6 separate regions of the Mus musculus genome follow, and regions 1, 3, 4, 5 and 6 are each linked to region 2. The links are chromatin loops, found by intact Hi-C in ENCODE. Cell type or tissue: left cerebral cortex. All regions are shown on one strand. Links, peaks and the distances in the headings refer to the core of each region. The heading gives the core; the rest is flanking DNA. Region 1 overlaps Dcbld2 (discoidin, CUB and LCCL domain containing 2). Region 2 holds the start of Gm41464 (a long non-coding RNA gene). Region 3 overlaps Dcbld2 (discoidin, CUB and LCCL domain containing 2). Region 4 overlaps Col8a1 (collagen, type VIII, alpha 1). Region 5 holds the start of Gm51269 (predicted gene, 51269). Region 6 has its middle 110 kb from the start of 4930461C15Rik.

What was found. Peaks named below come from ENCODE experiments on the same cell type or tissue, not always from the same donor. Only the 100,000 strongest peaks of a DNase experiment are listed, where the experiment ranks them.
Region 1: it touches region 2 in a loop (2.6-fold over the local background); 25 of 42 quality-filtered maps call a loop at or near these places.
Region 3: a loop joins it to region 2, with 3 times the contacts of the local background. A loop is called at or near these places in 25 of 42 quality-filtered maps.
Region 4: it touches region 2 in a loop (5-fold over the local background); 6 of 42 quality-filtered maps call a loop at or near these places.
Region 5: it touches region 2 in a loop (6-fold over the local background); 3 of 42 quality-filtered maps call a loop at or near these places.
Region 6: it touches region 2 in a loop (9-fold over the local background); 18 of 42 quality-filtered maps call a loop at or near these places.

Annotation. Positions count from the first base shown.
Region 1 is chr16:58,452,332-58,457,270 of GRCm38, reverse strand. Dcbld2 (discoidin, CUB and LCCL domain containing 2) reads right to left here. Exons shown (of 16, transcript NM_028523.3): 10 at 1,995-2,145; 11 at 1,114-1,194; 12 at 863-988. Among named protein-coding and RNA genes, the nearest start is that of Gm33475, 21 kb to the left of the region's middle. In left cerebral cortex, for the core only: a CTCF peak has its summit at 2,563 (motif pointing left); DNase peaks (open chromatin) are centred at 2,574, 2,879 and 3,953.
Region 2 is chr16:58,661,075-58,666,013 of GRCm38, reverse strand. It overlaps Gm41464 (a long non-coding RNA gene), which reads left to right and starts at 2,562. Exons shown (of 3, transcript XR_876123.3): 1 at 2,562-4,347. In left cerebral cortex, for the core only: a CTCF peak has its summit at 2,804 (motif pointing right); no DNase peak of the experiment used is centred there.
Region 3 is chr16:58,459,561-58,464,499 of GRCm38, reverse strand. It overlaps Dcbld2 (discoidin, CUB and LCCL domain containing 2), which reads right to left. Exons shown (of 16, transcript NM_028523.3): 13 at 3,452-3,545; 14 at 1,392-1,441; 15 at 173-310. Among named protein-coding and RNA genes, the nearest start is that of Gm33475, 14 kb to the left of the region's middle. In left cerebral cortex, for the core only: a CTCF peak has its summit at 2,472 (motif pointing left); a DNase peak (open chromatin) is centred at 2,442.
Region 4 is chr16:57,632,131-57,637,069 of GRCm38, reverse strand. It overlaps Col8a1 (collagen, type VIII, alpha 1), which reads left to right. Exons shown (of 4, transcript NM_007739.2): 3 at 4,429-4,759. The coding sequence starts at 4,432. Among named protein-coding and RNA genes, the nearest start is that of Gm51269, 24 kb to the right of the region's middle. In left cerebral cortex, for the core only: a CTCF peak has its summit at 2,727 (motif pointing left); a DNase peak (open chromatin) is centred at 2,711.
Region 5 is chr16:57,609,239-57,614,177 of GRCm38, reverse strand. It overlaps Gm51269 (predicted gene, 51269), which reads right to left and starts at 3,392; the gene lies at 3,333-3,392. In left cerebral cortex, for the core only: a CTCF peak has its summit at 2,210 (motif pointing left); a DNase peak (open chromatin) is centred at 2,206.
Region 6 is chr16:58,297,103-58,302,041 of GRCm38, reverse strand. No RefSeq gene overlaps it. Among named protein-coding and RNA genes, the nearest start is that of 4930461C15Rik, 110 kb to the left of the region's middle. In left cerebral cortex, for the core only: a CTCF peak has its summit at 2,402 (motif pointing left); a DNase peak (open chromatin) is centred at 2,382.

The sequences.
Region 1 (4,939 bases), core at 372-4,371, 210 kb after region 2:
CTTCTCTCCCACACAGCGCTCACCCTGTTTACCAACTTTTCTCCTTTCCTGTTCTCCACCCAACTCTGCAGCTCTGACCATTTCCAGCTTATCTGCCCTGTCGTCTCCTCCTCATCCTGCAACAAAACCGTCCTAGAGAACTTCTCTCTTTGACTGAGATGGGCACTGGGTTTTCCTGGTAACGCTTTCTTTCCCATACTTTGCTGAAAATGAGCATTTTTTTCCCATGTTAGCCCTGCTTGCTAATTCTCCTGTGACACTGACATTTTATTTTCTGAATTTAACTGAAAGTTTTCTTTTCAACAAGCAAAAAGGACAGTGATTTGTACAATGTAACACTGTATTTATCACTGTAATGCAATTTAGAAGTAACTCTAATGTCTGAATGAATAATCAGAAAATTACAAATGTATATGAAGCAGAGGGTATTTAAAAAAAACAAGAATGTTAATTGAAGTACATTTTAAAACTTTAAATGTTTTAAACAATTTAAAGATGTTTTTCGCTCTCCTCTATCAGCTCTCCCCATTAGTGAATTAATATATAATGTGGGTAAAAAAGCTTGTTTGCTGCTGTGGTTTAATCATTTCTAGAAGTGCTGAGTTTCTGAGCTCGGGACTCGTGCTTAGCTGCTGGGGATCATAAGAGGAGGCCGAGAGGACACAGACCACACAGCTAAGCACCAGGCTTTCCTGTATCAGAATAGACTGAGCTTCCCACAGGCTTTTCCATAAAAGACACAAGTTTATATATTTATTTATTTTGGATGAGCTGGAAAAATACAGATGAAGTAAGTGAGCTGGAAACTCGTAATTGAGAGCAAGAACCCCACCAGGGAAGAGTCCGTGCCTGATCTACCTACCTTTGGTTACACTGGGAGTTACAGTCGTGTTTTTTATATCAGGAGTGGTAGTTGTCTCCGCCGGCTGCACAGGAAGTTCATTCCTACTTCGAGGTTGGAGCACTTGAGTAAATTTAGGGGCACGACCTTGAAAAAAGTTTGAAGAAACCTTTTTTTATTTTTTAAACATTAATAACTTAAGGAAAGTTCAGTTTTATGTTTTAAATATAGTTACAGGACATGTCAAAGTCTCACATTAAAAGCAGGCATACCTTTACCTAGTTTGGGACGAGCTGTAGTATTTCTGAGGTTATTGCCGTTCCGAGGAGGTGGAGTAAGCTTTGGAAGGCGACCTTAAAAAGGGGGTTAGAAATGCTTATACATTTTGCTTTGAAAAAAAATTATAGTTTAAAAAGAGCAATGTTAAATGTTCAACATTTCCTAAATTGCTTAATTCTGCAGAACAATTTTAAATCTCAGAATCCAATGGATAATTATACTTTGCATTAAATGCAAGAAAACTAAGATTTTTCAGGCTTTATAAGATTTTCCAGATTTTCAATAATTAAATAATTAACTAATTCATAGGTAACCTTAGAAGATTATTGGCTATCCAATTCTATAGCTATAACCTAATATATGCTATATTCAGTTCATTTAACGAGTGTGTATGGAGAGCCAACTATGTCTGGCACAATGATAGCTTTGTGAAATATAAGGAAATAACATTAAAACATTATAAAATATTGGGTGAATTTATTCCAGTTTTTTGTTAATTCAAAATAAAAGTTACTCAAGCTTAGGTTGCTGCTCTAACCCTCAATGCATGGATCTTAATACACAGAACCTAATTTTAAAAGTCTCCAAGACCAGAACTGGAGAGTCTCATTTGCATTGTGAAACTATTCTGATGGCAACATTTTAACAGGGAAACAAATGAGCAGTTCCTACTAGAGAGAGGACTTTGAAAAGTGTCAAATACAAAGAAACTGTATCTACCTGACATGATCATTACCTGATCTGATCATTATATACGCATACACACACTGAAATGTCTCGGTATACCATAAGTGTGTGATGACTGTGTGTCAGTTAAGTGGGAAATTTAAAAGGGCAATGGTGGGGACCACTGTTGGCCACACTGGCTCTTTACCTTTGAGAGTAAACTGACATCCGAGCAGTTCCACTTTCATGGCAATTTTCTGTTGCCACTGGACAGGGTTCACTCTAATGAAACGTGCAATAATTGGTGGCAAAAAGTTATTACGAACATCCTTGTGATAATCTTTGTTTCCTTGAAATATCTTTAAAAAATAACAAAAATTGGTATTTTACATCAAAAAGAGACCAGAACTAGACTGCTCCAGCTAAGCATGTTCAACAACATCGATAAAGAATGATGACAGAACAGACTTCTCAGAAAACAACTCAATCAGCATTTGGAAAAGCAGTTATTAAAACACTGCACATTTTACCTGGAAGCTTATCTGAGGGAAACACTAACTACAAAAATGTTGTTAGGATGGCTTACGAACTGGACAGGAGTGATAGCTAACCTGGCAATACGGGAAACGTTTCAACTGCAGGGCCACAGCTCATCGCATCAATAAACTATCATCGTCAATCCCTGTGGAACTAACGATCATCTAAAGTTTATATTTAAAGTGAAAAAGAGCCATCACACAAAGGCCTCAGCTCATGGGCCAGGCCTCTACCTCCACCTGCTGGACCAACCGTGTTACGGCACTCCTCACACCACAATCCCAGTTGTCAGGACTTGCTGCTTACCCCAAGTAGCAACAACCCTGAAATGCTATTCTGTGTTTGATTTAACGACTGGAACTCAACAGCTACACATGCATTATAAAAACAATCTTTAAGTAGAAAACATGATTAAAAGTGATTATCTCATTACCTCAACCCTTTCAAGCAAATGTGTTTTCTCCTCAGTCAGCCCTATTTATACAGTACTTTCATGGATTTGCCATTAGTGGTCCTCAAGGCAGGGCACAGAAAGAGTGGCCACAGAGTGACAGTGTGAGGCCAGCAGCAGGAGCTGAGCTGACTGTGACTTCTGACTTAATCGCAGGGCTTCAATGAGTTAAGCAGGGCCTTGTTTTCCCCTTGTGCCAAATTAGCCACATCCATTCCACTAGCTAAAGCGAGAACATGTGCATACTGGACTTCCTAAGTCATGCCCAAGTAGGACAGCTATTTCTTCCTGGTCCATCTGCCTGTAACTAGATTACACATGCTGGAAGATACATTAAGATCTTTTAGTTTCTATAATGTTCTCTCTATACTTCCAACAGTCCCCCTTTCTGTAAGCTTCCATACTTTCCCTAGCTCCTGCTCTAACATAGATTAAAGGCCAATGCTGACAGTTTTGTTATCAGTGAACAGGAACTGACTGAAACAACATTTCAGGACATAACTGTTGGCAAAGGCTGGGGATGTAGGCCAGACTGCTTGCTTATGTGCACAAAGTCATAAGTTCTCTTCCCATCTCCTCATAGAACTGGGTGTGGTGCAGCACATCTGTAATGAAGTCAGTTTCAGAATCACAAGTTCAAGGTCTTCCTCAAGTACACAGTGCACACTGGGCTGGCTATACGTGACCCTAACGAAATGCTCTAGTCCATCTGCCAACATTCACTGAGAATCTGATGCACAGGGAAGGTTGTTAGACATCCTTAGGAAACATTTTTGAAAAAGTACACACATTCTCTCTCATTCTCCCCTGAATACAAACATGGTGTAGTATTAGAAAGCAATAAATTATGGAAGTTTAGGAGATTGGTTATACTTTCTGGCTCAGGCTCTGTAGGTATGCAGAGACCTAGAAGACATGTCAAAACAAATACAAGTTACCCGAGAAGCGAAGAGATGGACAGATTGAAGTGTGAAGATATGTGCTATTTCATTAAGTTCAGAGCCTTCCTCTTCTGTCAGTAACTGAGTGAGAGAAGCTGGACCTCAGCCATGAACAACAGAAGAACTGGGAAAGGGCACGGCAGGACGCAGTAGTTCTCAAGACACTGGGCAACGGGCAGCAAAGGGTCAGAACTACAGAGTAGGGGCCCAAACAAGACACACTCTGCTTATCAGTACTGACTGGTGAATTTCCAGGTCACAGGGCAAGGCTTTCCCACACTCTAGAGAACTTGCTAGCCATGAGGTCAGCAGAAACCTAGAATTTCTGGGGTAGAGCTTAGCAGAGTAAGGACAGGAAAGGGACAGAATGAGTGTCAGCAGGAATGGATGAACTACAGCAAGGCCACTGGGCTCTGTATGAAACTTCCCCTAAGTCCTCAGCCAGAAGCAACTTAGAGTCAGAAAAAGAACCCTGTGATAAGTAGAACAAGCTTATGACAACACAGGCTTCAAAACGCTCTCCATCATCAGCTCATGAGTAAATTTCATAATACTTGGGACACTGTCTCAATGGTGACTGTCAAGTTAGCAATACGTATAAAGAAATGTTTTCCTGGTAGCTTAACTGCATCCCAGAATAAAGCTTTACACACACACACACACACACACACACACAGAGGATTAATAATGCTAATAAAAACACCCAGAAGCAATCAATAGCATAATGGCTAGCACTGAGGTGTGTGTTTGGTAAAATTACCAGATGAACACACTCCGTGCTCATATGCCTATGAAAAAATATATGGAAGAAAATTTAAAACCCAAGGTAAATATGAAGGAGAGAAAAAAAAATACAGTATTGGAATTAAAAATCCATTAGATGAAATTAAAAGGTTGGACACTGCAGGAGAATAAAACAATGGAAAGACAAACTAAAACAAAACAAAGAACCCCACAAAAACTAAACCAAACCAAAACAACAAACTCCTCCAAGGATACTTCATGGGGAGAAGAAAAAAAATGTAATGAAAGAACAAGAAGGGGCAACAGGGTCACTGTGCGGTCGCCATGAGATAGATTATGAAATAAGAAGCGGGCTGGGAAAGTCTGGGAAGTACTGCGCTTCTCACTGAAAGAAGCCGTCAGTCCCCACTCCACACAGCACCACCCATCTTCCCTGGGGACAGAGGTGCCTTCATTTTGAGATTCTCTCAAGGGTAGAGC
Region 2 (4,939 bases), core at 654-4,653:
GGTGTAGGGTCACTGAAGCAGTGGAGGAGGCCTCATAGAACAGAGTGAATCAGTGCATTATTTACGTATCTCTGTCTGATCAACAGAGAATACAAGTGCCAAATCAAGGGAAGTATTGGATCTAGGAGGTCTCCAAGTATTGGATCTAGGAAGTCTCCAACTGCCTTTGAGACAAGAGCTTCAGAAACAGAGAAGCTTCTAACTTTCCCAGTACAGAATCAGAAGCTCAGGTCTTCAAATGAACTCTCCCTTCTGCAAACCTCACTTGGCGTGGTGCTGCTGAACTATACAAGTCACCCCTAAGCAGAAACCAGTGTGCTGTTCTTAATAATAAATGGAAAGTGTTATGTCCTTCTGGGGTCATTAATACTTTTGCCAACACATCACATGCAAGTGATAATAAATTACAAAGAGAGATGTGAGTTGTTAATTACTTATGTTGAAAAGTAGAATGTTTTAGTTCTTTGTACTTTCTGAGCATAACTTGAGCCAAGCTTGCCCTCTTCTTACTGTGTAAGATCCTAGAGCAGGAATCCTTCCTGAGCCTTCCTGAGTTGTCACACTAGTCTGGATCACTTCACTTTCTCTGGGCCATCTTTATTCAACACAACCAGGTTCTTAGTGTATGTTAAGTTTGACTTCTTTGACTGCTTCTTTAAACAAGTGTATCCAGGGCTGGAGAGATGGCTCAGTGGTTAAGAGCACTGACTGTTCTTCCAAAGGCACTGAGTTCAAATCCCAGCAACTACATGGTGGCTCACAATCATCTGTAATGAGATCTGACACCCTCTTCTGGTGTGTCTGAAGACAGCTACATTGTACTTAGATATAATAACAAACCTTTAAAAAAACAAAAACAAACCAAGTGTATCACATTTTAGTGTGGTTGTGTGTGTGTGTGTTTGTGTGTGTGTGTTTTTCATGTTTACCACAGCACCCTATGGAGGTCAGATGACAATTTGCTCCTCCTACCATGTGGTAACCAGGGACTGAAATCAGGTCATCAGGTTGGGGGCAAACACTTTTACCTGTCACAGGATTTCCCCTGTCCAATTACACTAGGGCAGCAGGAGGCCTGTGACTGGACAGGGAAAAGGGAGGCAGAGCTAAGAGTTGCAGAGACAGAGAGCATCTCAGGGGAAGAAGAAGGAAGGCCAGCATGGAGGTGGATGTGAACCAGCATGGCTTTAACCAGCCATAAGTAGTTATTTTATTATAAGGATAGAATAATTCAGATAAAGCTTTTATCATTATCAGCTGGTTCTGAAATTACTGTATTGGCATCTTGAAAAATTGGGAATCTGTTGATACATAAATCTGATTGGTTAATTATAAGCTTCAAGAGTCTTGTTTCTACTAGGTAGATCAGTGTTGTTGTGGCTGACCATGGGGTGAATGCAAGAGGAACTTGGAAGCTCCAGCCCTGCCAGAGAGTTGGTGGGTAGAGACAGAATTAGCAGGGGCCCAGAGTTGCCAGCACCTGTTCAGGAACATGCCGGTTCTTTTTTAATATTCCCCACAACATTTACCTGCTAAGGAATCTCACTGACCCTTTCTAGAAGTTCTTAGGGATGTTAATATGATGTATCAGATATACTGAGACACATTTCCTATATATTTTGTCAAATATTTTCTGTATGTTCATATAAGCGTAGTTGCACATGAAACAAATGTGTATTGGTGGGCATTCCACCTTCCCAGATGTGTATAAATCTAAGCCAATACTTGAAAACTCAAACAGAATAATGGATGAGCTCTCTAAACAATAAGAGTCTTTGCACCTTTACTCCCAGCACTCAGAGGCAGAGGCAGGAGGGTCTCTGCCGGTTCAAGGCCAGCCTAGTCTACAAAGCAAGTCCAGGATACCCAGGGCTACTTTGAACCTGTTCTACTTTCAAATGTGTAGTCTGAGAAAATTGATAGAGCAGCATTCTGCACCCCCAGATCACTGCCTGTTGACAGTTGCATCAGAGAGAACAAATAGCATTGCTGTTTGATCCTCTGTCCTTGGGGACTTTGGACTATGGGCACTTGGCTCCAGTCTGGCACATTTTACATGTCACCTCCTGTTTGGAAATAACGATCTAATATGGAAACAGGGAGATCTACACACATGTCACTGAACAGTTTAATAAATTCTCATCCTTCCACCTTCCATAGAAAAAGGACAAGAGGAGAAGATAAGAAGCACAGATCTGAAATTATTCCTGTTGTCAAATATACTGAGCAGATCCTACTTAAGATGACCGGTGGAGGAAACCCCTGTAGCTGTGGTCAGACTGCCTCTGCCCATAGTGTTTCCCTCATGCGAGTTGGGATATAGACTTCTAGTAATAAAATTAAATTTTGAGCTGAAGAGATGGTTCAGTGGGTAAAAGCGCTTGCCCCAAAACCTAATTTTGATTAGGGTCCCGGGGACCCACTAGGTAGAAGAAGAGAACTGACTGGCATAAGGTTGCTTCTGACCTCCACAAGTGCTCTGATGCATACAAGCACATGTGCATATATACATTAATTAATTAAATGCAATTTAATTTTTAAATGAAATTTAATTTCCAAGACTACATGAGGGTTGATGACAGTCATCTGGCACTATTCATAGACTATCGACAAATTTGAATTGAAGGTAATTTAAAGGGTCAGTCATTGTAATGAACATAATTTATCTTACGACAGCTGTAGAACACATGTATCGAAGTTTGGCTCATGCATGAGAGGATATGAAAGGAGGAAAGAGAAGAGGGAGGTTATGTAAATATTGTATTATGATCTCACATAGTGTAACAGTAGAGTATATCCACTAGATGGTGATCATGTACTAGCAATACTCAAATATTTATCGATATATGTAAATATTTCTTCTGGTTGCCAATGGGCCTGTGAATTTGCAATTTGGTGAAGGTTACATACTAGCATGGTTAAGAGGATGGCCTATGGAGTCTAAATGGCAGGCTTTGAAACTTAGGTTTTCCAATCGAGAACTAGGGCAGTATTTATTTGAATTTCCTGACCCTAGGCTTCCTGATCCATCAGGAAGGTTAGAAATAGAACCTATCTTTTAGAGCTGTTGTCACAAACTCCTTAAAATTCAGGTTAAGTTAAAACACAAACATGGGATAATTATAAATACATTATCACGAGTACTGTTGTAACAAAGGTGTTCACAGATTTTCTCTGTGAACTATAGAATACATGGTTATTTTAAAAAATAATGATGATGATGATTCTCCCTCTGGTAGTACAGCCTATCAAATCCTAAGTTCTGATCCTCAGCCTCAATGATTATGGAATGATGGCCACCAAAATTACAAGGTAATGAATGGGTGAGGTGAGGCTGGTTTTACACTTTGTTTCAGACTTTATACTTTACTGAGAAGTAGGTGGAATCTGTTACAAAGGGCACTAAGGCAGAGGTCAGATAGCAAAACCAGATTTGTACTTGACAGGATCACATCAATAAGAGGAGGAGGCTGTGGAAATGAAAGGTGGGTCTGGAGTCAAGTAAACAGGAATTCAGGTCAATAAAAGATTGCCTCATTTCTAATCTAAGGATGAATCTTTGGAAATGCTAGAATTATGCAGATCTATGACTCTAATGATAACTTGAACCTCACAAATGTTTTCTTCTTATGGGATAAAAAATCTTGGGAGTATAACAGGTTTAGTCTAAAACTTTGCACATAGCTTCCCTGACACAGTTCACATTGCAAAATAATCCTGCAGGCTCTTCCCTAAGTTTTGAGCATTCAGCCCCACAAAGAGGTGTCTGTGAACTTTGCAACCACAAGGAAAAGCTGGGCTGCTTTTCACAGAACACACCAAGAAGGACCAGCACTCCTCAGAGAGCCAGGCTGAGCTTACCTAATATGATGGATTTCCCAGAACTGTGGGCGCTTTGAAGTGTCTGACCCGAGAGATACTGAAATATATTTCGGTTTCCTTTTATCATCCTGAGCCAGAATGGGTGAGGCTGCCTGGGGTGGGGGTGGGGGTGTGGATCTAGCGAAGAAGAGAATAATCATTGTGGTTGGCTTTAACAGTGTCCTTTTCACACTTATGTCTTGAATGCTTCCTCCCAACTGATGAGGATACTCTCAGAGCCTGTGGAATCTTTGAGAGGTGGAGCCTAGCTGGAAGAAACGTATGGCCATCAATAGCCTTTGAAAGCAATAGTCAACCCTTGTTTCTCCCATGTTGTCTGTTTCCTGACCCATTGTGCTGTGAACAGCACTGCCTCATGTGCCCTGGCCTCCATGAACTGAGCTGCCCCAGACTTCCCTGCCATGATGAACTGAAACTCCGGAAAACAACAAACCCAACTAAATCTGCCCTCCTGGAAGCTGCCAGGTATTGTGGTCCCAATGCTGTGCAATTAACTATTACAGATGACTGGTACCATAGAAGTAGAGTCACTGTTATGACTAATCTTGATCATGTGGCTAAGTCTTTGAAACTGGTGTTTCGGATGAATTTGGGAAAACGTGGAGATGTGGGCTTGAGAAACCATAGAATGACTTAAGTGGAATTTGGTAGCCATTCCAGTTGGCATTCAGAAAACCAAAATGCTGAAAGAAAACAAAGATAGTCAAGGTTATGTTCATACATTTTCAGACCACATAAGATCTCTGTTGGGATGAATGGAGCTAGAAACTAGCAAGTTGTGTTACTGTCTGGCAATGAATGGGTCAGTGCTTTGCTGATGTCCTGGCAGTCTGAGTGAAGCTCAATTCAGAAGTAATGGACCCATTAACTTGGAAGAGGACATCTCGCTTAGGATGTGAACATAACATAACACTTAGGATGTGAAGTGATTATTGATAATTATACAAGTCTCAAATACAGCAAGTTCCAAAGAGTGGCCATGTGGGCTACAAGCAGGAAAGCCACAGAGATGGGTCTGCCAAACCCATCAGTGCTCATATCATGATACCATAGGCCC
Region 3 (4,939 bases), core at 615-4,614, 200 kb after region 2:
GATCCTCTGCAAGAGCCACACGTGCTCTAAGTGCTGGGCCATGTCTCTGGTCCCAGAACACAGATGATCTTTAACATGTAAGAAAGATCAAATATTCGGTAAACCCTGACACCCTCGGTACAAGCATCAGTGTCTGGCCTCCAGCCTGGCCCTCAGGGCTGTGGAATCCTACCTGCAGAGTCGGCCTGCAGCACTGTGGTGACTTCCCTGGCACTCAGGTGACTGACTTCACTAGTGCTGTAGCGCACTGGCGTCTCCTCGTGGTCCACCGACTTGGCAGGGAGAAGCTGCTTCATTCCTTTCCACCAACCTTCATTGCGAAGGGAAGCCAGGGAGCACGCGTTACTTACGGACAGGGACCCACGCTACAGAAACCAGACCCGTGTGACTTTGCTCTGATAGAATGTTCAGGGCAAAGCAGCACACGGACACATCTCTACCTAATATGCACGCAGGAACAAGTCACTACGAATACATGCCGGTGTCACCAGAGAATTTTTAAAAAGGTTTTCTCAAAACTGCCAACATTTTTTCAGCCCCCCTGAAGCTGTACCCAACTATACTCTGGTCATGGCACCATCCTCTCCTCTAGTCGGGAGACTAGGGAGGGGACTTTCAGCAATTCAAATGACCAAGGACCTCCTAGGTTCTCAAAGTGCTAGACTTCCAACTGCTGCTCACAATGGCAGTCACACACAGACACACACAGACACACACACACACAGACACACACACACACAGACACACACACACACAGACACACACACACACAGACACACACACACACAGACACACACACAGACACACACACACACACACACACACACACAGACACACACACACACACACCCCAGCGAGAGAGAGAGAGAGAGAGAGAGAAAGAGAGAGAGAGAGAGTCCCTGAGACCCTAGTCCTTGTTATGCAGTGCTTTCACAGGTCACACGGGAGGCTGGTCTCCTCAAGAAGAATAGTTACAAGAAAAGACCAACTTTCCAGAGGAAGAGATACCAATGTGTGTTTACATTTCTCCTTTAATTACTTATGAACCACATGGTGGAGCATATTGATTTCTTTTTTTTAACATGATTTATTCATTTGTATTTTATGTGCAATGGTGTTTTGTACGTGCGACTGTGTGAGGATGTCAGATACCCTGGAACTGGAGTTACAGAGAGTTGTGAGCTGCCATGTGGGTGCTGGGAACTGAACCTGGCCAGGACCTCTGGAAGAGCAACTAGTGCTCTTAACTGCTGAGCCATCTCTCCAGCCCAGGACGGCATGTGAAGTTCTACCTGAGGAGTCCCTAAGGACCCGAGGACTTATTTCATCCACCATTATACCCAGGAGAGGGGAGATTTCTGCCTGAAAACAGAAGGAAATCCACAAGTTACCTGCCCGATCCCAGTGGGGTAAATCATAGGCGCCTTCAGTTTTCTTCTTCCTGAAAATCAAAGTGAGGAAACAGTGACTCCTCTCCCAACCAAAGGGCAGCAAACCAGCAGTGACCACACAGTCAGGGGCATGAGGTGAATGGAACAGAAAAGCCTTTAGCTTCTCATACACACTATATTCATGTCCTCACCCCACCACACCAACAAATAACAATGTCACAACTAGCAGTGGCAAGTGCTGGGGGAGGAGGATGCTCCTCCAGGCCTGGAAGGACCTACAGACATCTGTGAGGAAGAGGAGGCACAAGGGCAATGAACAAGAATCACACTGCCTACTCCATCTAACTCAGAGCTCTGACTTGTCCTCCCTCCCAGGAGAAACTGCTCTGGGTGAAGAATTATTATCTACCCAGATCCTTTTACTAAAGGAGTCCAGGGGTGAAAGGACACTTCCTGATACACTTGGGCTGGTGAGATGGATCTGTAGGAAAAGGGGCTTGCAGTCAAACCTGAGGACCTGAGCTTGATTCCTTAGAACTCACAATGTGGAAGGAGAAACAGACTCTTGCAAGCCGTCCTCTAAACAAACGGAACATGGTATGTGTGGACCTATATACATAGCATATAGAGATCAAGATGTAAATCCCAGTATCCAGTGGGGAGGTGTTCATGAAATTCCACCCCTATCTGAGGAGCTGCTGATAATTAATAGCTACCTAAAGAGGGAGAATAATTACTTTTCTTCAAGGGTGTGGCTCCCAGTAGGTAGACCAGACTCCACTGGATGGCCACACACCACACACCCAAGCATATAAACAATAGGTTGAACAAGTAAAGACAACGTTGGATGGGTATGAAATTGGGGGGGGGGGTGGATCCTAGAGGAGTTTGGGTCAAGTTTGATCAAGATATAATTATGCAATCCTCAATTAATAAAAAAATATATTATAGGGCTAAAGAGATGGCTCAGCAGTTAAGAGTGCTAGTTGCTCTTCCAGATGTTCTGAGTTCAATTCCTAGTACCCACATAGTGGTTCACCACCATCTATAAAGGAATCTGATGCCCTCTTCTGGCCTGCAGGTGTACATGCAGCAGAGCACTCATAAAATCAATAAACAAATAAAAAGAAAAAAATGCTATTAAAAACAACAAACAAGAATTACTATTCACTCACTTACCAAACTAAAGGCCACCACTGATAGAATCATGAAAATCTATCCTAACTAAAGGTAGCGTTTACAGGCTACCAAGAAAGATTCTGCTTTATAAATAAGGATATACATAGCTTATGATCTGCTTATACTATCACAAGTGTATCTTTTACAACGTGCTCAATCTTGCCTGCTAGGATGGACAGATTTCCAGCTGCTAGAGTCTAGCACATGGGCCAACAGTTGGCATAAAGGAGCAGCCACATATTTAGATATACTATTTATTGAACAGTGAACAAATACGTCATCTTCTTTCTCCATCAAACCCATCCCTTCTGATGTTCTTTCAACCCACAGCATCGCTACTAGTCAGAAACCTCACATCACTCCAGGCTGCTGCTGCTTCCGTCACAGTCGTGCGTCCTGCTGACATTGCTGTCAAGCACATCCCTCTTGTAGAATCATGCTGTGGTACTTCTGTTTGACTAGACTGTTTCCAAGTTTATCCCGATGCCTCTTTCCTCCTCTTTTAGGCACCAGGACCATACTTTGTAAATCCTGTCACTTTCCAGTCATCGGATAATATAATCAGTCTGCTTAGCACTCAAGAATTTTCTAATCTATAAAATAAACCCTACATTTCTCTTTCTGACCCAAGCTCAGACAGCACCTCAGTAGTTATGTTGGTGGCTAGAGATCTGCCCATCCTAGCAGGCAAACAGCTTGAGCCCTTTGTGAAAGACACACTTGTGATAGTATGAGCAGATCATAAGCTATGTATCCTCTAGTTAGGATAGATTTGTATGATTCTATCAGTGGCCTTTAGTTTGGTAACTCTCCAGGTGAAATTTGCTTCCTATCCCCGCACCCCTCCCCCAGTCAATCATGTAAGCAAGCTGGGTACTGACCTGTTTCTCCAGTGCCAAGCACACACTAGAATGAGGATGAGTGTGGTGAGGGCCATGACCAGCACAGGGACCAGAACGGCAGCCAGTGCGACATCTGAAGCCATGAAACAGAACGACCACATTAAGAGCGAAGCAGACATCATGACAGAGAAGTCGAAAGCTCAACACTTTGTATCTCCAAGAATATCTTACACATCATTTATGAAACAAAGCTGGCCACAACTGGGAGACACAAGTGTTTACAGACTAGTGGACAGGTCACTCGGCATGCTGCTGGCTCATTCCACCTCCACCTCTGCACACGTTTAACTGCAGGGCTGTGGGTATAGGGGAAGACGGATGAGGGAGAAGGCCCACCAGAGCTCCTGTGCTCTGGGCGTGGAGGACGCAGGAGGACTGCCAGATGCTTTCCACTCGTCCCCGAGTGGGCATCTGGCTGTGTGAAGCCACTGACCCCATCCGGTGGGGGCTGGACAAGGGGCAGCCCCGTACCAGGTTCTCAGTCTCTGGCATCCCACGCTGGATATGGCAGAGGAGCTGAGAACAAAATAGGAGCACCAGGGCAGCACCAGGCCCCAGAGATATGGGAAGAGGGCAGAGGGAGAGAGGTTCCCATGCAGGAGAGAGTCCTTAGTCCAGGCCTTGATGAACAGACACAGTCTATGATTTTAGAGCTTTCTTGTAGAAAGGCAGGGGGAAAGAGAGAAGGTAGAAAGAGAGAGAGAGAGAGAGACTGGCCATGGACAAGAGGAGAGAAAGGGAAAAAGGAGAGAGAGAAAAGAAAGGCTAGAGTAAGAGGGAGAGAATGAGGTGGGGCCAAGCAGCTCCTCTTATAGTGGATTTGTTATCTTGCTGTTGCTAGGTAACTGAGAGGAGTCTAGCCTGAAGGTCAGAAGCTTGGGACATTGTGTATGTGACTACTAACCACACGCTTCTCTTGGCTGTGGGGGCAGTAACTTCGACAGGAGCCAGGGGTCCAGGAGACATGAGGGAAGGCCTTCTGTCCCATGTAGGTGAATTATCACCACTGGGTTTCACCAGAGTTCATGACCTCAGCTCGACTGGAAACCAGGCTGTTTGTGCATAGCCCATTGCCCCACATTTAACAGCAGTGTAGGGTTCTGTTTTGTTTTGTTCAGTTTTGGTTTTTTGAGACAGGGTGGTTTCTTTGTGCAGCTCAGGCTGTAGCCCAAGTTGGCCTCAAACTCACAGAGATCCACACACCTATCTCCTAGTGCTGGGATGAAAGGCATGTGCCACCACTGCCTGGCAAAAGCAGTATGCTTTAAATTACCAGAAGTCACCAAAATTTAAAAGACGAATGGTAAACTAGAAAGCATCTTATGTATATGTAGTAAAGTGTATATTGTAAGACATCACGGGCCAAAATGCATATTATAACAAGTCCACTGTCACCTAGAAACCCATCAAGACAATACAGGTCTACCTCAGCTGCAAAGAACTGTCAGGGAGAATGAAAACAAGATG
Region 4 (4,939 bases), core at 581-4,580, 1.0 Mb after region 2:
AGTTAGATACAGAGCAAAGACTGAAGGGTAAATATCTAATAATCGTTTTGTATAGCAATCGAAAATTTCACGAGGATAAATAGACAAAAGGTTTGTTCACAGCATCTAAAATAATATGTGTCATGTTAGTCTGGTGTGTATATCATACATGGAGGAAACGAGATCTCCTTCCAACCTTGTCCAACTACAGGAAACATTCAGGAAGCTTTTCAAAGAGATGGGGATTGGCAATTCTGACAAGATAAAGGGCAGCATTCGTTCAACAGGTCTTTTGTTGTTGTTTGTTGTTGTTGGTTTGCTTTATTCGGTTTACATTTATCACTATTGCAGTTAATCTCACTCTTGCTTTGTCTTCTTTTGAAAGTCTCAGTTGGTTTTGATTTGCCTTTTTGGCTGTGCTCCATACCTTACATCTAAACGGTACTTTTCAGCTAACACAGAATTCATATTATTGTCTGTCACAGCTCTGAGGAGTGGGCAGAGATTGTCATTTCTGTGTCATGGGTGAGAGAACTGAGACCCAGCGGAGATGAGGGACCTAGGTATGGAGAAGTGCAGAGCTTACTTAAAAGTAAGTTTTTTGAGTTCTAGAGCGTATGGCATATGGCATGAGAGCGGTAACTAGTCTACCCAGCTGGCGGAGATGCCTTGTCTACATCTCTACACCCATTAAATATTCTTATCGTCATGTAACACACACACATACACACACACACACCAATCATAAAACAACTACAAAGCAAGGAAAATAGCAGAGAAAAAGCACAGCATATTGTGCTCTTCAGAAAAGGAAGAGTGGCGCGGGCACCCACTACCATGGCGTCTTTCTAAGACTGCTTCTTCCCCGTAGGTGTTTCCCTTCTGTAGCGCTTCTGATATTCTTTGAATGATGTGAAAGAACCACGATACCACGTTGACCACCAAACCTCTCCTCAGGGACCAGAAGGAAATTAATAGGGATAAGTCAAGCGGTAAATTCCTCCATAAATTTTCAAGTTAAAACTGAGCAAAGTTTACTTAAACAAAGAGCCAAAGAAATGGTAGAAGGCCGACTGGATGAGGTGGTTTGAGAGAGAGGAAGGCCAAGCCAGTGAAAGGAAGTAGTGTGAGGGAAGCTGGGTCCTGCTGAGCCCTTGGGATTCACCTGGGCTTTTAGGCATCTTGTTCCCTCTCCGGTTTTTTAGCATTTCACAAGTGTGTCCTGGCTTAAAGACTATTTAAGTGTAAACAGCACATCAAGTGTGTTGCTGGAAAGGCAAAAGCCAAGCATCTAAGTCTATTCCTAAAGACAGTACCACATGTTTAAGGTTCGATAATGGAATCCGTTCACCTCAAAAGGCAGAATTACATCCGAATGAAGTGCCTAGCTAGCTACTATGTCAGTAGGTATTACCGCATTTCTGGTATGAATTAACACTTTCAGATCACTGGTGAATACCTTAAAGGTATCGAATACTAAAATCAGAAGGGATGTAAAAAACTAAGACCTACTGGTAACAGAGGAAGAGCTGAATGGGACTTGTTTAACTATTCATATCTGGAAAAAAAATAAAGACAAACAACCAGTCTTGGTGGGGGGCTGGGGGACCAAGAGTGTGTCTAGTATGTTACATTTATGTTTTAAAGAAGTTTGTCTTGCGCTATATGTTTGTAAACTGTTTCTGGGCAGAAAAACAAAAACAAACAAAAAAACATGATGAAGCAATGAGCAAAGTTGCTGCTTCAAAAATAAGGGATTTTAAAGAACAGGAGTTGATGAGGAAACATGTTTTTTTTTCCTCTGTCTTTTGCTACTCCTTAAAGGTGCACACATGTATCATTTCCAGTACAACCGTGTAGCTCCCTGAGACCCGAACTCACTGACCACGCTATATTCAACCTTGCATTCTCGGGTGGGCCTAGCATGACTTCTGATAGGGATTTAATAAAGAAAGGCCAGTTGAACTTTTACCATAGATGTTCATGTACACCAGAAATAAGTTAATATTCATAAAAATAAATCAGTATTCATTTTCTGGCTCTTTCCCAATGGTTTCTAGTAAGCACTTAATCATTTAGAGGGACAGAAACGAGCAACGTTCTGACTGCTCCCTCTTACCAACACATTTATTATTCGTTTGCTTAAAATAAACAGCTCTTCCTTGTAACCATGATGATTGCATCACAGAGAATGCTTTATAAATCATTTTCATGACTAATGTTACGTCACTAATTCCCTAAAGGAAAAAAACCATTCATTTGTATATTTGGAAAAACGGGAAAGCAATGAATTTTCTGGTAAGGATTCACTTTAATTTTTTTTCCTTTTTCTATTTAATTAACCAATCCTTTTGTATTCTGTTCAGACTTTTGGAGTTACCCTTCAATAGGATGTCACAAATTCAACACAGATTTTCTAAAAAAAAAAAAAAAAAAAAATCAGGATGCTATGATCCACAATTAAGTTAGGCAGGATTATAAAGAAAAGCTCTCCTGGGGAGGGAACTTAAATGCTTGTACACACGTCTTTTTGAGGCATTCCAGGAAATAGTTGCATTAAAGATTGTGAGGCTCTTGCTACGTCTCATTCTCCAGCATTGTGACACTCTCTAATTTTTAATGAGTCCTTTAATAAGGTGTGAGTTTACAGCAGCTACTCAGAAGTAGTTCGAGTTCAACCGGTGGACGGTGGAGGCGGGGAGCACCAGACTTCCAAGTGTGTCATGCCTGCCCTCTGGTGTCCATTTTCCCACATTGCATTTTTCTGAACTGGTCTCCAGCCTAGAGTATTACCAAGCAGAGGTCTCCTCAGGCTGATTTTTATAAACAGATAAAACCCATTTATATTTATTCAGTTAACTGTTGACTTGCAAAGAGAACCATTAAATAGCTTAGAAACAGATTGTTCTTGTGACTAGTCAGAAGAACTATACAGTCATCTCCCTGTATCTTATTTATGCAATTAATTTACTTTGTAAACTCCCTTCGCTTCATAAAACTGCAAAGATAAACTTTAATGGACTCTCAGTGCAGTTAGCCAAATTCTGAACCAGTTACTTCATAGTATTCTAATAGTAGGAAAAAGTGCACAATTATGATAGTAGTTTTTACTATGACTTTCTGGCATTATCAAATGAAATGCTCTTTGTAGTTTTTGGTATTGCTGTTACACTTATTGTACATTCATATTTATATGTATTTATGACAAATGTAAGCATCCAGAAAAGCATTTAGTAGGTGGGCAATCTCATCTCCTGTCATAACCTATACATTTTAACTGTTTCCATTTTAAAGTGCTACCCAGTTGGAAGACTGCCCCCATTGAACAATGAGTTAAAGAAATAAAACTCAAATTCTCTCTTCCAAATTTTGACGTAGCTCCTACATGATCAACCAGGGCTTTACAGTCCTCAATGCATAGCTTTTATAAAATGGCCCCAGGGTCCTGGTCCATTTCCAGGCAATATATCAGCATTCCAGCCAGCAAGGATGCAGAAAGGAAAAAGCTTGCTCACTGCCTCCAGGGGACCTTACAGGAAGGAGCATCTAGTACAATGATATTCAGTTGACAAAACTCGTTCATATCACCACACCTACCTGAGTGTCTTCATTGTTTTATCCCAAGCTACAAATCAGGTTTTCTGACATTATGGGAAATTTGAAGAATTGGTATTTGGAGAAACTATCAATCTCTAGATTATATTCCAATAATTAATAATTGCTTTCATTTGACAGATTCCACTCTTCTGGCATTTGTTATAATTCTTTTTTTTTTGTCTTTTATGTATTCATTTATTTATTTTACACTCTGGATTTTATTTCCCCTCCCAGTCCACCCTCCGACTGTCCCACATCCCATACCTCCTTCCTACTCACCCCCGTGTCTCCACATGGATGTCCCCACCCCCACCCCCACCCCACCTGACCTCTAAACTCCCTGGGGCCTCCAGTCTCTTGAGGGTTAGGTGCATCAACTCTGATTGAACATAGACCTGGCAGTCCTCTACTATATGTGTGTTGGGGGCCTCATATCAGCTGGTGTATGCTGTCTGTTTGGTGGTCCAGTGTTTGAGAGATCTCCAGGGTACAGATTAATTGAGACTGCTGGTCCTCCTACAAGGTGGTCCTCCTCCTCAGCTTCTTCCAGCCTTTCCCTAATTCAACAACAGGGGTCAGCTGCTTCTGTCCATTGTGTGCAAATCTGACTCTTTCAGCTGCTTGTGGGGTCGTCCAGAGTGCAGTCATGATAGGTCCCTTTTTGTGAGTGCTCCATAACCTCAGTAACAGTGTCAGGCAGGTAGCATCTTCACTTTAAGGTCTTTTCTCTTGTGACTTTCTGACAGTGGAGACTGTGGGTTTCTCCACGTCCCCTAACTCTTCTGTCTCTAAACAGAGAGCGGCCCCTTGGCCTGGAGGTGCTCACTGTGTTGGTGTGTTCCTTCTCCACAGGTGATGGCTGTGCCACCCAGGCCTCTACAGCTGCTGGGAATACTGTTCATCATTTCCCTGAACTCTGTCAGACTCATTCAGGCCGGTGCCTACTATGGAATCAAGCCTCTGCCACCTCAAATCCCTCCTCAGATACCACCACAAATTCCACAGTACCAGCCCTTGGGCCAGCAAGTCCCTCACATGCCTTTGGGCAAAGATGGCCTTTCCATGGGCAAGGAGATGCCTCACATGCAGTATGGCAAAGAGTACCCACACCTACCCCAATATATGAAGGAAATCCCACCTGTGCCAAGAATGGGCAAGGAAGTGGTGCCCAAAAAAGGCAAAGGTAACATCATATTGAACAGTTTCAAAATAGCTGCTCTCCAGACTTCTAAACTGTAGAAGTTGAGGAGAAAACTATGTAGACACTTTTTTTTTCTTTTTTCTTTTAAAAAATTGTTATTGCTGTGAATCAAATGCCATTTTTTTTTCAAGGTTCAAACTTAAAGATACGAGGAAAAGACTT
Region 5 (4,939 bases), core at 612-4,611, 1.1 Mb after region 2:
ACAATGAGCTATCACTATCTGAACATCAGCTGCAAAGAAGAAACTGCTTCAGTGGTCTTTATGCATTAGCTGAGCCAATCAGGGGTGCTCCTGGAGAAACTCAGCTTGAAGTTCTGGTATGTCAAAACCAAGGCTTGTGGGCTGGAGAGATGGCTCAGTAGTAAAGAGCACTGACTGCTCTTCCAGAGATCCTGAGTTCAATTCCCAGCAACCACATTGTGACTCATGATCATCTGTAATGGGATCTGATGCACTCACTCTTCTGGTGTGTGTCTGAAGACAGCTACAGTGTACTCGTATAAATAAAAATAAATTATATATATATAAATTAAAGGAAATCAGGGCTTTATTGTGGCTCTGGCTCTGTTTGCTAAAAGTATATCCAGCCCTGGGTCATAGTTCCATGCCTAGTCTGTTTCTCTCCAGCTTACAGTTCTTATAGGGTTCAAACCACCACAAGGATGAACCACTTCCTCATGATCAGCTTGGAACCCCATCTCCCATTTATAACAAATACTGAAGGTATCAGGACTCCGTTGAGGCCCATTGAGGGAAAGCTACCTTTTCCTAGTTAAAAGAATGAAATCTGAGCCCTATTTTATTTCTTGTCCTTGGTGTAGATATAATATCCAGATCTGTCCCTCAGATTTGATCTTTATGGCTCTTGTCACTCCCTTAAAAATTTAATCCAACTGATCCTGTCAATCAATTGGCAAGAACATCCTTCCTCAAGAAAGTTGATCCATCTGAAGACATAGTAAGCATATGGATGAAGGCATACATTTTTTTGCAACCTACTTTTAATAAGAGTTCAACCTGTCCTTTAGCACACCATCCAGCAGAGGTAGTGGAAGAGAAAAGTTATTAGGATACGGGGGAAGTGGACCTGTTCAGCAATAGTTGTTTGGGGGTGATCTTTGATAGCAGTTCAGTGTCATAGCAAACACCAAGTATGACTTAGCAGCTGTAAACCAGTCCTCTAGGCAGGCAGAAACCAGGCAAGAACCAGAAGCTATAGTCTAGACCTTTCAGCAAGCAGACCCCAGACAGCTGTAGTTCAGTCTTGAAGAGACCGTCAGGCTTGCCAACCAGCCTGAGGCCAGGCTGCAGAAGTAGCAAGCTGCTGCAGGAACCTTGAGAGCAGTTCATGGTGAGTTTCTCTCAATGGCAGTGTTGTCACGAGTTGATCTCAACAACACTGCTATGTAAGGCAGTCCATTACATGTGTGTCATTCGTGAAGAGCAGGGAAGCAGAGCAAACCAAACCAAGGCTCAGTGCTCATCTCCCACTGTCTGTGGAGTCATATTTAAACTTCTTCATCAAGTGTCCTTTCGTGTGTTTGCTATATCCAAACATCCTTTCACCTATGTCTGCTTCAGGAACACAGTCTTTCACGTGCTTGCTTTAGCAAGATATCCTTTCACCTGTGTGCCCCAGTAAAACATCGTTTGATATAACTAACTTTCCAAAGAACTAGAAGTTTCCACTTCATATGGAAGGAACAGTTTTTCTCCTAATTGGACAATGTGCTTAACATCTCCCTTGGGGCAGCTGCTTCTGGGCTTCAGTCATAATCCTCACTTTTCTGAGTCTTAACTCAAAAAACATAACTTCTTCTTTTCTCCCTTTCTGTATCATTTTTGGGCACAATCCAAAAATCCTAAGCATGCTTGCTTTGGCACGCTGAGCTTTCTGTTTGGTCTGAAGGCCATTCCTCTTTTCTAGGGCTGCTTGACCAATTCAGAAGTTGGTACCTTTCCCCTTCCAAGATTTACAGATTGCATGCTCTGTTGGGTTTTTCTCAAACTCTAATGAAACAGTCCTTGAGATTCCATCTCTCTCTCTCTCTCTCTCTCTCTCTCTCTCTCTCTCTCTCTGTATGTATGTATGTGTAGCTAACCAAACTAAGAAATCACAAAATGCAACTTACACTCCCCCAGTTACATGGCCACTCTTCTCTATGTGCTTCTGGCATTCTTAAGGTCTTTCTGTCATAAAAATTAGAATATATCCCATTTTTTTCTCATTCTTCTTCTTCTTCACTAAGTTACACAGAAGAAGCTTCTAATTTGCCTGAAGTCTTCAAGCATTTGTATGTGAACAGAGATTCTATTCACCAATGATGTTCACAGCAGAGAGAAAGAGAGCAAGATTTTAATGTAAAGCCCTGCTTACAACTCCTGTGTTGCTGCTTGGCCAAACAGCTCCCCCTGGAGGCCAGAAAAATAATAGCTGTTCAGTAAAGAGGCTTTAGGCAAAGTTGGTTTGTTTTTATTTTGATTTGGTTAGTTGGTTTTTGCTCCTATGCTCCATCTCTTAAATTTTATGGTTTTTGGAGTTATCTTTATTTTATAGGTTTTGTGAATGCTGACTGCCAACGAAGACCTAAGACAAATAGTGGGACAAAATACCTCCATGTTCTTTACATGGGGTTTGCTCTGCAGGCTTCTGTGGCTTTGCAGCAGCATAACACCTTGGATCCAAGTGAACATCCCAGGGAAACAAGATTAAAATGCTTAGAATTTCAGAGCTCTAAGCCTCAGAACTCACACACCAGCTCCATTGTGTTCTATTGGTTGAGTGATAATGCTCTATCCTAGTGCAAGGAAGAGGACATTGACATCACTAGTTGATAGGAAGCATTTCAAGTAAGTCCTGCCACATGGTAAAGAGAGGACATGGGTGGGTGCCTCTGCTTCAATTAGAGACTCTGTTCTGACCATTTGTGTGGAAAGTGAGGAGAAAGATGACAGATGTTCTCCTTTGACCTCCACATGTCCAAATATGGGTGCACATCTGCACATTCGTGTGCATGCACCACAGACTCATATACTGCCTACAACACACACACACACACACACACACACACACACACACACACACACACACACACACCCCACAGATTTATATCCTTTGTATTGAACATGAGATAAAGCTAGATCAAAGGTGATGGTACACAATCCCGGGGCTAGTATTGGGAGTGGGTCATCACTACTTCCAAGTGTGAAGGGCCTGAGGCTGTAAATATTCACCAGTGCTCAAAAAAGTAGATACTGAGCAGGGACCATGGCTTTCAGAAGTGGAAGAGGCCCAGCAATGGGGTGAAGCAAGCAGGCATATGGAGGCATCTCTTACTTTGGATTTAATTGCTTTGAAAAGATGCCATAACCATAGCAACTCTTATAAAGGAAGACATTTAATTGGGGCTGGCTTACAGGTTCAGAGGTTTAGTTTGTTATTGTCATGATGGGAAGCATGGTGGTATACAGGCAAACATGGTGCTGGAGCAGTAGCTGAGAGTTATATATCTGGATCGACAGGCAGCAGGAAGAGAGTGACACTGGGCCTGGCTTGAGCATTTGAAACCTCAAAGCCAATGCCCAGTGACATATTTCCTCCAAGGCCACACATACTCTGACATGAACACTCCTAATAGGACCATTCCCTATGTGTCTATTGGTGCTACTTCCATTAAAACCCTGTGACATAACACTTACGATGTTTCTCCCTGTTTCATGCCAGTGCTGAGCAGAGAGTGGCATGGTTTAGCTTCATTTTAGTCATACCATTGTATTAAACTGGTAAGAACAAATACAGCGCTTGATATTAGCCAAAAGGATGAGAAAAGACATGGGAATCATCTCTCTCTTGCCTCTCTTACCAGTGCATCCAATTCACTACCCCCAAAATTAAGGCTAGAACTTAGAGGATAGCTGTGTCTGTCTTTTAGGGCATTGTCTTAGTTAGGACTCTACTGCTGTGAACAGACACCATAACCAAGACAACTCTTATAAGGACAATATTTAGTTGAGGCTGCCTTACAAGTTCAGGGGTTCAGTCCATTACTATCAAGGCAGTAACATGGTAGCACCCAGGCAGTCCACATTAGATTCATCCTCACAGTCACATGCACCTTGTAAAGGAGTTCTAAGTAGCCACGCCTTAAGCTTTATTGTGCCCCTGGGATTGGAATGACTGCTGCCTGGAAACCTAGAATGAGAATTATTGTTGCCTGAGATCTTTTTCCCAAATTGTCCCATGTTTTAAATCTGCTGACAATGAACCACCATGCACTAGGCTCCCTGATTCAGGTTGGTGAAGTCCGTCTGAACCGAATTTTCAATCTCATCTCTTCATGGGTTTGCTTCTCTGCCTGGGCACCTACAGAGTCCCCCTCAATTAGTGTGATGAAATACTATGACAAGATCAACTTGAGGAAGATGGGCTTTGTCTTCTCCTTCCATAGGATTGTTCATCACTAAAGGAAGTCAGCACAGAACTCATACAGGGAGGAACCGGGAGGCAGGAGCTGATGCAGAAGCCATGGAGGGGTGCTGCTTACAGGCTTGCTTGTCATGGCATGCTCAGCTTCTTTTTTCTTTTCTTTTCTTTTCTTTCCTTTCCTTTTCTCTTCTTTTCTTTTCTTTTCTTTTCTTTTCTTTTCTTTTCTTTTCTCCTCTCCTCTCCTCTCCTCTCCTCTCTTCTTTCTTCCTTCCTTCCTTCCTTCCTTTCTTTCTTTCTTTCTTTCTTTCTTTCTTTCTTTCTTTTCTTTTCTTTTCTTTTTCTTTTTGGTTTTTCGAGACAGGATTTCTCTGTATAGCCCTGGTTGTCCTGGAACTCACTCTGTAGACCAAGCTGGCCTTGAACTCAGAAATCTACCTGCCTCTGCCTCCTGAATGCTGGGATTAAAGGCATGTGCCACCACACCCGGCTTCAGCTTGTTTTCTTATTGAACCCAGGACTACCAGCCCAGGGCTGGAACCACCCACAATGGGCTGAACCATCCCCCATCAATCACTAATTAAGAGGATGGTCTAAAGGCTTGTCTACAGTCGAATTTTATGGAGGAGGCATTTTCTCAATCAAGGTTTCCACCTATCAGAGGACTATAACTTGAGTCAAGTTTATAGTAAAACTAACCAGCACAGTATGCTAACC
Region 6 (4,939 bases), core at 601-4,600, 360 kb after region 2:
GCTTTGTATAATATGTATTTTAATCACAAAGTCTTTCTGGGATATAAAATAAGTGAGAAGGAGTTTTAACAAGCTAAGAATATAGAATTTTAATGGACAACCAAGGAGAAAAACAGAAAATGAAGAAAACAGAAGCATCACACAAAGACAAAAGAAACACTCTTATAAAAAGCCTTGCAGAGAAAAGAGTGAAGCAATGGATGGGATTCCCTGCTTGGGATATGAGACTGTGCAAGCATTTCAAGCATGTCAGATTGAGGAACTGGCAGGACCATATCCTACGAATTCACTTCCTAGAAACGTGCGGCAGCCTGTGAAAGAAAATATGACCGGCTTCAATGACGTTTGCAAGAAGTGTGTGCAATTGTGTTATAAGTCAATCGATGACCAAAACAGAAGAGCATCTTATTGTGACTGAGACTACACCAAGACACTTTCAGCTGAACCACTGGATCATTACAATGAGTGGAAATAGTCGGAGATAAGTATGTTTGCTGTAAGATGTCTAAACTGTAGATGCAAAGTCATTTATTTAATAAGCAGACATGAATATAAACAATATGATCACTGAGCCTGAAAAATAATGGTGGACTTGCTTGATAGGAACAGCCAAGGGTATCTTTCCTGTTTAAGAAAGACAATTATGTAAATTGCAAATTCTAAACCAATAAGATTTTCCAAGTAAGTCTTACATAATGATATCACTGATAGAAACAACAAGTAGTCTTTATGAAACAACACCACTATATAGAAAAGGGTCATGGTTCAGGACCACAGGACCTCTGCCTTTGGTAGGACCCCATTAACTTCACACTTCATTCCTTGTACTAAGAGGTGGGGGTTCGTACCCTCCTGTGACTACTCTCTCGGGGATTCGGTGTACACCTGTTCATGGGAGGGGGCAGGGGGAGGGGGCGAGATTTGCTATGCTGTGCCTAGATCATAGCCAATTAAAAGGAACAGAATAGGGGTGAGGGAGTGAGATGAGGGAGGAGAGAGCATAGGGCATGGTATGGATGGACTTTGGTATCTGAGAGAGTTTCTAGAACCAGTCTCTCCTGGGTACCAAAGAGCAAACGTACAGTGGGTTCTTAGTAAGTGGGTCAAAGCACTTGCTAAGAGTTTCCAACTCAACAGCCTGACCTGCCTTCCATTTATTTCTGCTTTTATACCTCATTAAAAAAAATCAATGTCGAGCAGGGCAGTGGTGGCACATGCCTTTAATCCCAGCACTTGGGAGGCAGAGGCAGGCGTATTTCTGAGTTCAAGGCCAGCCTGGTCTACAGAGTGAGTTATAGGACAGCCAGGACTACACAGAGAAATCCTGTTCTCAGAAACAAACAAACAAACAAAAAAAAAAACCAGAAAAAAATAATGCCAAGTTTGTTTATACACTCATTGAAAGATGTCAAGGAAGATGAGTTTTAGAATTACCCAGTAAGATGATTTTCTTTTAAGGGTTCACAGACTTTATTGGTTCAACAATGAACAGCAAAGGAAATGTTAACTATTTCTCCAGGGGCACCATGTAGACACGAAAGCCACCCTTGGACAGCTAAGATGATTTCTTAACCTCTGAGCCACCTCTCCAGCCCCTGAGCATGCCTAGTATCTTAAGAACTTGCCCAAGTGGCTGTATGGAATCGCTCTCTCACTCTCTCTCTCTCCACTCTGCTTTTCCTCCATCTCTGTCTCCTGAAGATGCCCGTATAAGGTACCATTTCACCGTCTCTGTCACGTGAGTGCGCCATCTCATCATTCTGCTGAAGAGGCTTCTCTCTTGTGACAACTGACCTCTCCTTGCTGTGACAGCAAGACAGTTTACATGGCAAGGCTTTTCCTTAGGCCCAGGGTTTCTTAAGAAAATGGGTCCTCTCATCTAGTCACTTGCTCTACTGCAAGATTCAGTTTCCCTTGGTAAAGCCAGGGCCTTAACCTTCGGCAGTGTTGAGAACACTGGGGAAAGAGCTATACGTCTATTGTAAAACAGCCAGCCACTTTACAAGTCACAGCACCCCAAGGACAAATTAGTTGAGGTTCTATGGGTTAAGAGTGGCTAACGGTGACCACAGGGAGAGCCAATTAGCAACCACGGATTCCAGAATAAGCTTTGGGTTTGCGATTTGAGACACAAATGGAGGCTGTAAGGAAAGTCCTTTCCTCTGTGCATGGATGGACCTGTTCTACCATTCAGCCCCAACTGCTCTCTCTCACTCCTTCTCGGTGACACTCCCTCACCCCTATTCTGTTCCTTCTAATTGGCTATGATCTAGGCACAGCATAGCAAACTCCCACTACAAATGAAGAAAAGCAAGAAGCCTTCTCCTCTTACACTGCTCAGGAGGAAGAACTGGGCACGATTTCATTTTTTTCCCCAGGACACTACTTCCCTCTGCTGGTGGAAGCCTGTAACTTCTCCCATTGATTTGACGGCTGAGTTAGGATGTAGAGCAATAGGTGCACAAAAATCCGTACAGCTTTCCTAATGTTATGCCCCTTTAATACAACTCCTTGTATTGTGGTGAGCCCCAACCATGAATGTATTTTTGTTGCTGCTTTATAACTGTAATTGAGTGGTAATGTAAATGTCTAATATGTGAGCCTGTGAGGCTTTCGACCCACACAGGTTGAGAAACTCTATGGAAATCAAGTGTCACCTTCTTTTAATATTTTCTTAGATGCCTAAAAGGATGTATTTGTGTCTGTGGAGAGTCCGCAGCCACTTCACTACACAAAGCATAGTCTCCAAGCTTGACTGTGTCTGTGTGTGTGTCCCAAAAGCCAAACCACCAAAATTAAAATTTACAAGCAAGTTTAAAAGTATTTGTCTTTACAGATGTCCTTTCTGCCCCCCGAGAATTGAAAGTACAGTTGTGTTCCACCGAGGCTGGAATGAGTAAATGGATAAAATTTATCCATTAAATTTATTTGCATTCATCCCAGCACTTGAGAGGCAGAGGCAGGTGGATTTCTGAGTTCGAAGCCAGCCTGGTCTACAAAGTGAGTTCCAGGACAGCCAGGGCTATACAGAGAAACCCTGTCTCGAAAAAACAAAACAAAACAAAAAAATTATTTGCATTCAATTTAGTCAGCATTATAAGAGCCTTGTGATGTAAATCTCTGAGTTCTGTCCTCCAAGAAAGACTGCCTCAGTTCTAGAGAAACTGGGCCCCTTTCCCTGCCCTACCTGTCCAGAGATGACATTATTAGGCTCACAGTGGATATAGTCGGTCCTGTCACATGTATGGATCTCAGCGATAGTGTGGTTTTTGCATCTATAGTCAATAAATAGAGAAAAGACAAGAAAGGTAAACAGAAGCGAAAAGAGCAAATTAAATCCTGGATTAGACTCTTTCCTACTGTCAGACAGGGGTGACAGAGTTGAGATAATTCCACCATCGCTACTTCAGAGCAAATATGCTAAGCATTCATATCATATATGCAAATATTTAAATTTGTTCTTTGGACATTAATACTCCCCCCCTCCCCCCACCAAACTTAGCTCCCAAATTATTTTTGAAAGCCTGAGTGGTTTCTTCATTTTCTGCTTTTGATGTACATGTGTACTGAGTTAAATATTTGCCTTCTCCTAAAGAGTACTTTGGAAAGTGTTAAGGAAGAATGACTTGTGAGGGATACAGCTGAGCACTTTGATTATCACTGAGTGGACATAGACATATGTAACCAGTTTCGAAGAGAATTTGAAGAACAGACATGTTAAGGTTAGGAATCCTGAAATAAGTATGCAGATACAGGCAAAACTGACTTCCACTAGAGGAGGGAAACACATTGTCTCTCTACTGAACAGGCCAGGATTTATGCGTCAGGAGACTATAGTTGGTTTTTTTGACAGTTACACTTATATATTTAATGTACAGAATTGTAAAATAGCTACAGGTCAGCCACCGAATAGACTCAAACCACCCTTAGCATGTCATATAAGGTACAGGTTTCCAGGGAAAGCACAAATATTTTTCTTTAAGGGAATACTTTTCTGCTCGAGGTTCATTCTTCTATCCCTTTTCTTAAAAACTGGCCATGTTCCACAATGGAACACTCGTGATTTCTCTCTCACACGATCCAGTGAGTTTAGGTAGAATTTGCATGAGAGTCATCATATCTCTCAAATGAAGTGCTTATCCAGATGAAGCAAATATTCTTTGCTTATACATATCCTTCGGATGGATACGTAGTCTATTCATTTAGGAAATACTTCCCATTTGCTGACTTCTCTGTCAGGCTGAAGAAAATGGGAATAGACAGTCTGCCGACGAAGCACTCAAATATAGCAGATGCTGATTTAACCCCATAAACTCAGGAGAACAAGAAATACAGACGACCTGAATCTGAGGCTCAGATCCCTGCTTTGCAGACTAGATAGTCTCCGTCCTTGACTGGTTTCTGTGGTCCCACGGAAATGATTCGTGAAACCGATTTGTTGTCTTTGGTCCTGAAAGAAGAAGCTGTGTGAGATTTTAAATGTACTGCCTTCCATCTTCATCCATAAACGTCATCTCTGCTTTTGGTTGTCATTGACTAGGCTACTTTGCAATGCTGTAGTTCACGGAACCCTGACTGACATGCACACAGCCCCTGCAAACAACTAAACCAAGATTCCTCTTCAGGGCTGAGCAGTAAATTCCATTAGACCACAAAGACTTTCTCCTTGACCACACTGCAGCTCAAAATGCTTAATACTTCTACACCCTTAGACCGCCAGACTCACTCTTGACTAGGATAGGTTGCTTAGCAGCAGTGAGAACCTTGCTTTGTCACTTCAGCGAGAACTCTCATTCTTGGTGTCTTATCCTGGGTAGCCAATCAAATGTCCTGTCTCTTACTGTCTCTCGCTGTGTCTCAGATCTCTCATATCCTGCCTTGCCTTCATTGTGAATTTTGCTGAGTCTGTTTAGCCAGAATCTTCTTTGACCATAAAATC